Regions from separate parts of the Homo sapiens genome. Here region 2 is linked to region 1. A link is a loop called in an ENCODE intact Hi-C map of the cell type or tissue named here. Cell type or tissue: adrenal gland. All regions are shown on one strand. Each heading gives the region's core, and the rest is flanking DNA. Links, peaks and the distances in the headings are about the cores only.

The links. A loop is a pair of places that touch in the nucleus more often than their neighbours do. Peaks named below come from ENCODE experiments on the same cell type or tissue, not always from the same donor. Only the 100,000 strongest peaks of a DNase experiment are listed, where the experiment ranks them.
Region 2: it touches region 1 in a loop (6-fold over the local background); 1 of 110 quality-filtered maps calls a loop at or near these places.

What each region holds. Positions count from the first base shown.
Region 1 is chr6:7,786,178-7,788,985 of GRCh38, forward strand. All of the region lies in intron 1 of BMP6 (bone morphogenetic protein 6), which reads left to right. Among named protein-coding and RNA genes, the nearest start is that of BMP6, 61 kb to the left of the region's middle. In adrenal gland, for the core only: no CTCF peak of the experiment used is centred there; no DNase peak of the experiment used is centred there; H3K27ac peaks cover 336 bases.
Region 2 is chr6:7,640,937-7,643,744 of GRCh38, forward strand. No RefSeq gene overlaps it. Among named protein-coding and RNA genes, the nearest start is that of SNRNP48, 52 kb to the left of the region's middle. In adrenal gland, for the core only: no CTCF peak of the experiment used is centred there; no DNase peak of the experiment used is centred there.

The DNA of each region.
Region 1 (2,808 bases), core at 218-2,717:
TCCGTGACTTGCTGTGGTAAAGGACAGTTGTGCTCAGTGGCTTCCAGAAAAGCTGGACGTCCCACCATGATGGCACATCTGGGCACACCACACCTCTCCTCTCTACTACTGGGAACACTGGAGAGGACTGACTGCCTGTGGCATATGCTTTGTGCTTGGAGTGTTGCTTATGAAAGATGAGGCCCCTTTAAAACCTCATGCTCACACTTAGAGAATTCTGGTCGTGTGCTACAGATGTTTTACAGTTTATTTCCAAACAGCTGCTTTTCCCTTCTTTAGTCTGTTTTTTTTTTTTTTTTTTTTTAAATAAAATCCCTCTGGAAACCTTTCAGCTCACATCCTTGGCAATGCTTCCTTAGTACAAGTCCTTGCATTCTATGCCATGACATTCTCCCAACCAGCACCTGTTACTACAGGCAGGCCATCGACTTAGCTGTTCTGTGAGTTAGAAGTACTATTGTGTATGTGGATCAGAACTGTAGATTCAATCAGCCTAGAACAGACAGCCCCCAGTGACAAGCCCTCCCTAGCACTTCATGAGAATACACAGAAAGAAGAAGGAAAAACTTGACTTATAATGTATGTCTCCCTCGGAACATCAGGTAGAAAAGCCCCATGCAGGTGACTCAATCCAGGGTCAAAGCAGGGAGGGTTTCCCTGAGGGCACAGCAATTTGACAAGTTTGTCCCATTTCAAACTTCCCCAGCAGCCAGCTGTCAATAATATCTTTGACCTTCAGAGGTAGGAAGAGCAGGAATAATTAAGATCCACAGATGATCCCCGAATCCTGGTAATGATTTTCACATCCTTCTTTCTCATGATCCTTTTCCCCAGAGCTGCCATTTCTCTAAACTAAAGTGACGAGTGTAAGTTCAGCCTCCTTTAGTTTCTTTTCCAATAATCTTCTGATAAAGATATTAGGAAGAAGTAAAAGTCCAATTGAAGAGGGCAGTATCAGGGAGGGAACAGAAGTAAAGAGTTTGGGAGATCATTCCTTGAATAACTAAGTGTTGATCGGCTCTTGGGAAAATGTGTTGATTTGTCTTCTGGCCAGTTGTACATATGCAGATACACCATCTGTACTGAAAAATATGCGTGAACTTCTCTGGAAGCGCCTGAGTGAGTCAGTGTCTGAAAAGGAGCTACACCTCTAAAACAGTTATCAAGTATTTAGGGATGAGGTGCTGCAAAGCCAAGAGAGTGAAAACAATCCTTAAAGGCGTGTTTGGCCAGCTCTCAAAAATCTTAGACAGTTGCAACACAGTCCTTGGCTCAGACACTGGATTTTTCCCATTCATGTACTTTTTTGACAGATGAATTGTTGCAGGCTGCAAAAAAAGCTCGAAGAGGAATCTGTTAGACTCCTCACTCAGAGCAGGGATCTATTTGCTTGCAATCCTGTTAGCAAACCAAGGTGCCATTTGCTTTGTGTGGTGTGCTACTTGGCCACTTTTTCTTAGCCGTGGCTGCTCTGTCTGAAACGGTCATGGTCTCATTCAGCTCTAGCATATTTGCGTGTTAGGTTGGCATGAAGATTCTCAATTTAGTAAATGCTAGACACTAGTATAACTTCCCTGAATTCCTGCCTCTCAACTCCTATGGAATGTTTATGGCTTTCATTATAGTAATAACAAGATTTCTTGCACAAAAACTCACTTGACCTTGGCACTTTCTTTCTAGAGCCATCCTTCCTTTTTGCTGATAGGTGGGTTTGCATTTATTTTTGGCATGACTTTTTCACCTTCTGAATTGCTGACTATGGTAGATTGATTTTTTTTTTTAAAGAAACGCAAGTCATTTTGATGAAACGATCAACCCAGCCTGATATAACTTTAAGTATAGTTTCACACCACATGTAATAAATGTGACCCTTTAGAGATATTAGAAACTGATGATGAATGTTTAGTTACAAGAATAGTTCAGACCCTCAGGTATGGGTATTCTTTGCACAACTCTGGAATATATTTCTTGAATCACTGGAAGAAGATGGAGTCCTTGGAAACATGTTGTCAGGGGCTCAATTACCTTTAGACCTTTAAGTGTTCTTGGCCAAAGGCTTGGTAGTAATTATTTGAGGGCATTAGTGATAGACCACATGTTAAGGCTGTAGCTGAAACCAAGAGTCATCATATGCATCCTGTATGGAAAGAACTGGGGATCATACTTCAGTCTTTCCAGCCAAACTATGTGTATACCATCACTAACTTAAGAAACACAGTGTATGCTATTGTGTGCTGGTACACAATGGGGAAAATGACTGGCTGCCTTCAAATCCTGTCTTCTATGTCTAGGCTCAACAACGGGGGACCCCTCTGTATGTTTTTATGCCGAGAACTAAAGAATTTTAAAAATAAACTTGGATAGTTTTAAAGGGTGTAATATCCTATGAATTGTAACACTGTATATATGCTTTAAGTGTATTATCAAAGAGTCAAAGTTATGGACTTTTCTCCTTCATACTTGGAAAATGTTCATCATTGTAAAACAAATGGCAGCAAAACCAGTCCTTAGGATGAAGCAAATCAGAAGGAGTGACTTTGTTTTTAAAATTTAAGTAAATGTGTTAACATGTCATTTCAAATAATCATCTTGCTTCTGAACTAAAATTCCTAAGATACGTAGATAGAAAAGGCAGTGAGTTTGTCACCTGGTAGAAATAAGATCCCTCCCACCCCTTATTCCATCCTATCTCTGTTTTTTTTTTTTTTTTTAAAGTGTTCTGTGCTTTGCTCTCCAAGGTGCTTCCTCAGGAATGCATTGTCAAATTACTCCTTGTATTTGGCAACCCAAGGAGCTTTTTCCTCCAGC
Region 2 (2,808 bases), core at 17-2,516, 150 kb before region 1:
CCAATACCAATCAACTTGGATAATCTGATTATCCAAGGAAGCTCAGAGGAATGTATTGACTCACATGAAAAGTAGTACAAAGGTTCTTTATCACTGGAGTCTAGTGAGAAAGAACAGTCGCATGAGTCAGGCAAAGCAACTTTATTACTCACAGATAGGTGGTGAGGATAAACAGAAGCCTAGGATCCACGGCAAGCCAGTTCCCCCAGGCTCAGGGGGGCTGCCCTGGGTGGCTGGAGTCTTGTCTGCACATGACCCATGTTGCATTGCAGCTAAGGGACCGCAAAAGCACTCCACTCTGAGTTTTATGCCCTTGGTGGAACTTGGATCACTGAGTTCAAGTACTGCAGGCCATCCTGTTCTAGGAGGGATGAGGACATAGCCCAGGCAGTTCTGGACAGTTGCCCCTTACCTTAGGATGTTGCGGTCTCTGTATATTCTACAGTTATTCCAAGAACTACCAGCAGGAGTAGGGAGAGCCGGGTAGTACAAAGCCATCTGGGCACCTGTCCTCCTGTAGATAGAAAACACAGGGTTACCCAAAACTCAGGCTCTGTCTTTTACCTCTTTCTTTCTACATGCCATCGTTCTCCTAAACTGTTTCACTCCATAGGATTAAAATTACAGCTGCTGGCAGCATTGGGCACAATCTTCCCAGCTTTCCCAACTGATAGGAAAGAGCTTCTTCCAGCTTTAGCTGAAAAAACCTGGGCAAGGGTTCTCATTGGCCTGGCTTGCCTCCTGGGTCAGCTTGACGAGCCTAGCTAGGGCCAAAAGCCTCCTCTGGACGCATGTGGTCATGGGAGTGGTCCCCTGCAGCTGGCACATGGATCACCTGCTACAGTGAGGCCATTTCACCAAAGAAAGGAAGGTAAAGATACAACCACCATGTGGATGTGAGCTGGGCAGTCACCCTCACTTCTCAGTTTCTGCTCTAGTGGGACAGGTTTTGCAGCCCTCTTTTGGCTCTGCAGAGGTCCTCTTTACAGCCCACCACACATAGCTACATGGGTAGATAGGATTTACTGAAGGACTGGGGAAAACTAAAGGGAATGACAACACATAGTGGGAAGAACTGCAAACCATAAGCTGGCAGTGCCCATAGTCTAAGGGCAAGCATGCAAGGCAGTCCACCTCCCACAGGGACCCTGTTCTGATGTACTGGTTTCTTTTCTTTTTTGTTTTTGTTTTTTTGTTTTTGAGACGGAGTTTCGCTCTTGTCGCCCCGGCTGGAGTGCAGCTCACTGCAACCTCCGCCTCCCTGGTTCAAGTGATTCTCCTGTCTCAGCCTCCCGAGTAGCTGGGATTACAGGCATGGGCCACCATGTCAGGCAAATTTTTGTACTTTTAGTAGAGATGGGGTTTCGCCACGTTGGCCAGTCTGGTCTCGAACTCCTGACCTCAGATGAGCCACCTTCCTTGGCCTCCTAAAGTGCTGGGATTGCAGGTGTGAACCACTGTTCCCGGCCTGTTGTTGTTGTTGTTGTTGTTGTTGAGACAGAGTTTTGCTCTTGTTGCCCAAGCTGGAGCACAGTGGCACAATCTTGGCTCACTGCAACCTCTGCCTCCCGGGTTCACTGATTCTCCTGCCTTAGCCTCCAGAGTAGCTGGGATTACAGGCGCCACCACCCCCCGTCTATGCCTGGCTAATTTTTGTATTTTGGGTAGAGATGGGGTTTCGCCATGTTGGCCAGGCTGGTCTTGAACTCCTGACATCAGGCGATCTGCCTGCCTTCGCCTCTCAAAGTGTTGGGATTACAGATGTGAACCACCACGCCCAGCCTGAGGTACCCAGTTTCTGCCCTCAGGCCCTCAAGCCTCTGTGCCATGCACCTCCACCCTCTAAGCTCCAACTTGACTCTCCTGCCATTTGGGAAACCTTGTCACATGCATTGTTATGACCCAGCATACACCTTCCTCCTCCCAGCAGAACTTCTGCAAAGTCTCAGCAAGTCAGTCTGGAAATAGCATCCCAGTAGCTCAGGGAGGGACAGGCTGTGGTGGCCTCTGCCATCCAAGTTCTGCAGAATTGTGCAGGCGATGGACTTTGGTTTTACTGCTCCTGAATATGCTGTGTCAGACTCTCCTATGAGACTGCCTGGCAGACTTGTTTATGCCCTGCCTAACAGTGTGAGTTGCAGATGTGGATATGGTCAGCTCTCCATATCCGTGGGTTCCACGTGCATTGATTCAACCAATTGCAGATTGAAAATATTTTTAAGAATCGTGTCTGTATGAAACATGTACATTTTTTTCCTTGTCATTATTCCATAAACAATATAGTATGCCAACTATTTTCATAGCATTTACTTTGCATTAGGTATCACAAGTAAACTAGAGAGGATTTAAAGTATATGAGAGGATGTGCATAGGTTATATGCAAATACCATGCCATTTTATATCAGAGACTTGAACATCTGTGAATTCTGGCATCCTTCGGGGGGCCATGAACCAATCTTCAGTGGATACTGGAGATAATTGTATTTATTTTCCTGTCTAGCAGAGAGAAAGAGATCAATACTTTCCTCACAGTTCCATCACTGCAAGTCCTACTTACTCACAATAGGATTCTGTTCACCTTGCATTTTAAATTGTCTCCCTGTGGGTCTGTTGGGGATAATAAACAGGCCCATTGCTCAGCCACACACAGTGGCTGTTCCTTGGCTATTAAGAATACCTTGCCAAGTCACTGAGCTTTCTGCTGAGAGGATTAACTTCTTAGATGAGGATCATGCTTCTTCATCTCTGCCTGAAAGAGAAAGTTGTTATTATTATTATTATTATTATTATTATTATTTTGAGATGGAG